Regions from separate parts of the Homo sapiens genome. Here region 2 is linked to region 1. Evidence: chromatin loops called from intact Hi-C (ENCODE). Cell type or tissue: endothelial cell of umbilical vein. All regions are shown on one strand. Region 1 holds the start of FNDC4 (fibronectin type III domain containing 4). Region 2 overlaps SPATA31H1 (SPATA31 subfamily H member 1).

Region 1 (2,500 bases):
AACCAAAGAATCTGCCCTAAATACAATGTTAGCCAACATTTATTTACACTGAACAACACACTTTTCACAGACAGTATCTCATTGGATACACCAACACTAAGATGTTGGTCAATATTGACACCCTCATTTTTCAGATGATGAAACAGGCTCAGAGTAGTTTAGTTGGTTGCTTAAGATCACACAGCTGGACAAATTGGGACTCACACCCAGGTTCTCAATTCAGATTTCAAGCTCAACCAAAGCATGATATAATGTAAGGGCTTACATGTTATTGAACAAAGAAGTAACTAACAGATTGGTGCAAATTAATCTCCATCATCCAGTCACATAGTGTTGTGAGATTTATAAAGATCTTTCCCGTCTCATTTGAGCCTCACAACAACCCTGTGAGATTTCACACGCTTTGCTTTACAGGTGGGAAACCTGAAGCACAGATAAACCAGTTTCTCCAAAACCACACCGTAAGTGGTAGAGCTTTAGAAAAACAAAAAAAGAAAAGAAAGGAATAATAATTTTTTTAAAAAAGCCATAGGTCTTTGCGCTTTGATTCTCCCGAGAAGCCCAACACTCTTAACAATCACTGTATCTCCAGGTTTTAATATAATGCCAGACACATAGGAGATGCTCAATAAATATTTGGTGAATAAATGAAAGAATGAATGAGAAAGCGAACGGAATTAAATGAGATTATGAATGGAAAAGAGACTTAAAAGCTGACGCAGTCTACAAGTAAGGGATTGTTAAAGCAATTATTATCTCCCTCACTCTCTCCCCTCTCCTGTTAGCCCCTCGGGCACTGGAGGTGGAATTCCTCTTCCCAACTTGGCTCTTCCACGCGGGGAGGAAGGGGATCTCCCAGGTGCCGGAGACCCTAGCACCCGCGTCTCACCCCCCACGCCCCCGCCGACTCGTCCGCTTCAGCTGGGAGAGAGAAGGGATAAGGGATGGGGGCTCCGGAGGCGCCATTGGGAGGGTCGTGGGAGGAGCCCCGAGAGGACGGGAGTGAGGGGGCGGGAGGGGAATGACGGCGGCGAGAACCCCGGCTGGGCGGGGCGGGCCCGCGCGTCCCGGCCGGGCTGCGGCGGAGCGAGCGGGGCCAGCGCTGCAGAAGGCGGCGGCTGGCTCTCCGGGACGGTCACATCCCGCTGCAGGGGCGGGCGGAGGCCGCCGCACTGCCTCCCGCACCGGGGACCCAGGCCAGCGTCCGGGCAACGCCCCCTGCTCCCGGACAGACTCCGTGGCCCGCTCGAGCCCTGGGGGCTCCGCAGACCCGCGCCCGCTCCGCCCGCAGCTCGGCCCCGCGCTGCCCGCGTCGCCGGGCCCGCGCCGGGATGGGGTAGGGGCAGCGCCACCGAGTCGGGCGATGGGCCGCCCTCTGGGCACCGAGCAGCCCCCCGAGGCCTGACCAACCGCGAGGACCGGCGGAGGTGGGTGTGGGCAGGGCGGACCGCACTCTGGGGCCGCCCGGGCAATGCGGGGGCGGGAGGGCGTAGAGAAAATAGGGCTGTTGTGAGCTGTGGGGAGCCCAGGAGAGCTGCTGCCCCCCGACCTCCGTGCGTTCTGGGCAGTCCTTGACCCCCCACAACTCCTGCCATCTCCAGGAGCCCCGCCTGGATGTCAAGCGGATGCCAAGCGGATGCCACAGTTCCCCCCCCAGCGGACTCCGTGGGGACATGGCTTCGCTGGTGCCCCTTTCCCCATATCTAAGCCCCACGGTCCTCCTGCTGGTCAGCTGTGACCTGGGCTTCGTGCGAGCAGGTAAGTAAAGGGGAACGGGGCTGAGGGTCAACCACAGCTAGTCAATGGGTGAAACCTGTTAAACACCCTGGCTCCCGCAGACCGGCCTCCCTCTCCTGTGAATGTGACGGTCACTCACCTCAGAGCCAACTCGGCCACTGTGTCCTGGGACGTCCCAGAAGGCAACATCGTCATTGGCTACTCCATTTCCCAGCAAGTATGAATCACCCTTCTGCTCCCCCAACCTGTGTCCTTGGATTTCGGCACATTTCTTCACTTAAGTGGGGGGGATCTGGAAGCTGGCGTATCCTGGCTCAGGCTGCCCTTTTCACGCTACTCCCCCGGAGTGCTTGGATGTTGAAGAGTCTCTGGTTGAGCCTTGTGGCCTGGCACTGGGGTGAGGCTGTCCTCCTCTCCCCTCATCTCCCTGCAGCGGCAGAATGGCCCCGGGCAGCGTGTGATTCGGGAGGTGAACACCACCACCCGGGCCTGTGCCCTCTGGGGCCTGGCTGAAGACAGTGACTACACAGTGCAGGTCAGGAGCATCGGCCTTCGGGGAGAGAGTCCCCCAGGGCCCCGGGTGCACTTCCGAACTCTCAAGGGTTCTGACCGGCTACCTTCAAACAGTTCAAGCCCAGGTGAGGATCTGTGCTATTGGATTCTCTGGCTGCTTACCTGGCTTGCAGCCTCTTACTTACTTCCCCAAGACAAGCAACAGACTAGCTGAGTTGAATAGGATGATTTAATTCATTGTACTGCCAGG
Region 2 (2,500 bases), 72 kb before region 1:
ACTTTATGCTGTGGCCCTGGCATCATTTCCACAGTTTCCGTAACTGCATGTTGTGGCCTTAGATTCATCTTTTCTGGTTTTGTGTCTTGATGGTTCAACAATGTGTTCATTTTCACTGACTCTATGACTTGATATCGTGGTGTTGGAGTCATTCCCACTGATTCTATACATGGATGTGATTTGTTAATCATCCCCATAGAATCCATAACTTGAAGCAGTGCTACAGGAGTTACTTTCTTATTATCTGTGACTTGATTCAGTAATCTTGTGGCCACCCTCTCTGATTCCATAACTTGGTGCTGAGACCTTGGGGCTGCCTCCATTGATTGAATGACTTGATTTGGTGGTTTGGGGGTTATGCTCACTGTTTCCATGGTTTCCATTGGTTTCACAACTTGACTTGGCAGCTGTGAGAACAAACCCGCAAATTCTGAATGTGATTCTGGGATCATCCCCATTGAATCCATGACCCGAAGTAGTGCCAATGGAGTTACCTTTAGGCTATCTTTGACTTGATATGATAGCCTTGGGGTCAACTCCACATTAGTCACTTGTGTCTTGTGCTGCTGTATCCTTTTTTCTGGAAAACCTATGACCCTCTCCTCTATACTAAGCTCTAGCACATGTTTTGGATCATTCTTCAGTAAAGGAGTTTCCTCTTGAATTACATTAAGTTCTAAACTTCTTGGAGGTAGACTGCCCATTGATGTAACTAAAGGCTTGAATCCAAGGATTTGAGGGCCATCCCCAGGTTGTAACTGCTTATCTGAGATAAGTGACTGTGAAAGTTTTGTTTCTGTGCTATTTGATCCAGATCCCACTCCAGCATTCACATGGAGCTGAAATGATGGAAGGTCTGAGGATTTGTTGTTGATATTTTGCTCAGTGTTTTGATGAATGGGCATAGATAACTGAGTTTGGGGTTTCTCTGATTCAGCAACTCCTCCTTGTACTTCAGTTATATAATTCAGCATTGCCCATGATTTCCTCAAAGGTAAAGGTGCTGTTTGTTGCCGCAAAGCAAAAACCTTCTGAGACATATGTCCTTCTAGCTCCCTTCTAACTGAAGGAGAGAGCTTGAATGTAGCCCACCTTGGAAGTCGTGGTCTCTCCTTGGAAACAGAATTTGGCTCATGATCTGATGTCAAATGACTCTTGCTCATTCTCTCATCATTTTTTTTCCTTTTTTGTTTGCAGATATTTAGGGGTTCAGAAATAGAGTTGATAAAAGAGCTCTGAGGTTGTAAGGGTGAAAGATCTGCCAAATTCTGAAAAATTTTTGATTTCTGGGGCTCTGAGAGCTGAAAAAGAGGCAGGGTTCTGCCTTGGTTCCTGAACACAGAGGATTGCTTTTTGTGGGAAATAGGTAAACTATGGCTCCGGAATTCCCAAGTTGTTCCTTCAGAAAAGACAGGAAGATGAGACAGACTGGAGTCATTGCATGATGAACTAAAGGAGATGCTGTGGTCAGTAGAATGTTTTGCTTTCTTATAGTCACAACAGCATAGAACAGTCTTCTGAGCCACAAGAACAGAGGTGGTAGAGGAAGAAATCATATCCTGTGATTCAGGCAAATCCTGTTCCACAAGCCTTGATCTAAGAAATAAAGAGAAATGTTTCAGTTTGCATTGAAATAGGAAAACGAAAAAAGTGGCCATTTCAAATGCAAAATATTTTTGGCCTGAAGGAGAATTTGAAAAAAAAAAAAAGTTTCTTTCCCCAACATCAATTACTTATAGAAATAATTTCTCCACCAGGACAAAGGGAGGAAACTGTTCCCATTCCACCCAGAAATGATCCTTCCACCAGTTTGAACCCAGAACTACCCCCACAGACAAAACAAACTCTCTCTTCTCCCTCTCTCCCTCCCTCCTTCATTCCCTTCCTTTCTTCTTTTTAAAACCTCTACCACCTTCAATCCCCACCCAGAAACTACATTGCCTGACCTTGCGCTTTCTAGGTATCGGAAGATCTGTTGAAGGCTCCGCTCCATTGACCAGAGTATATATTCCTGGGTCCAGCCCACAGGGAGTTCTGAAACACTGGATGCAACAGTGTATGTCAATGTAATTGAAGTTTCATTAAAGTACCAGTAAGGAAAACAATAAGAGAGATTTAACTTAGAAAGGAGAAAGCTATCACAGTGAAGGAAGTAAAACAGAGTCCAGGTACTTTACGTCTAACTTTCACAGAATTTATCAGTAGAATAGGCTGAAGACAGGCTTTACTCACCATGTCAGGTTAGCTTCAGTGCAAGCCATCCTGAGGTTTTCTTCCCACTGTGGATCTGGGAGAAGAGGTGAAGAATCTGTCAGCCTCATGACTATTGATGATCATGATCATTTTGTCCAACCCCCTCTTTTTGCAAATAAGGAAACAAAGATGAAGTTATACCCAAGATCATAAAGCTAATTAGTGGTAGATCTCAGACTTAACCCATCTCAAGATTTTTCAAAAAGCCATACTATGCTGCCTTCATCATACAGTAGATGTAAGCTAT

The links. Hi-C counts contacts between places; a loop is a spot of excess contacts. Peaks named below come from ENCODE experiments on the same cell type or tissue, not always from the same donor. Only the 100,000 strongest peaks of a DNase experiment are listed, where the experiment ranks them.
Region 2: a loop joins it to region 1, with 4 times the contacts of the local background. A loop is called at or near these places in 5 of 110 quality-filtered maps.

Annotation. Positions count from the first base shown.
Region 1 is chr2:27,493,805-27,496,304 of GRCh38, reverse strand. FNDC4 (fibronectin type III domain containing 4) reads left to right here and starts at 1,105. Exons shown (of 7, transcript NM_022823.3): 1 at 1,105-1,427; 2 at 1,602-1,758; 3 at 1,839-1,954; 4 at 2,171-2,375. The coding sequence starts at 1,626. In endothelial cell of umbilical vein, no CTCF peak of the experiment used is centred here; no DNase peak of the experiment used is centred here; H3K4me3 peaks cover 1,396 bases; H3K27ac peaks cover 246 bases.
Region 2 is chr2:27,565,831-27,568,330 of GRCh38, reverse strand. SPATA31H1 (SPATA31 subfamily H member 1) reads right to left here. Exons shown (of 5, transcript NM_032266.5): 3 at 2,233-2,287; 4 at 1,947-2,042; 5 at 1-1,596. Among named protein-coding and RNA genes, the nearest start is that of ZNF512, 16 kb to the left of the region's middle. RefSeq lists an enhancer at 1,233-2,432. In endothelial cell of umbilical vein, no CTCF peak of the experiment used is centred here; a DNase peak (open chromatin) is centred at 1,480; H3K27ac peaks cover 2,268 bases.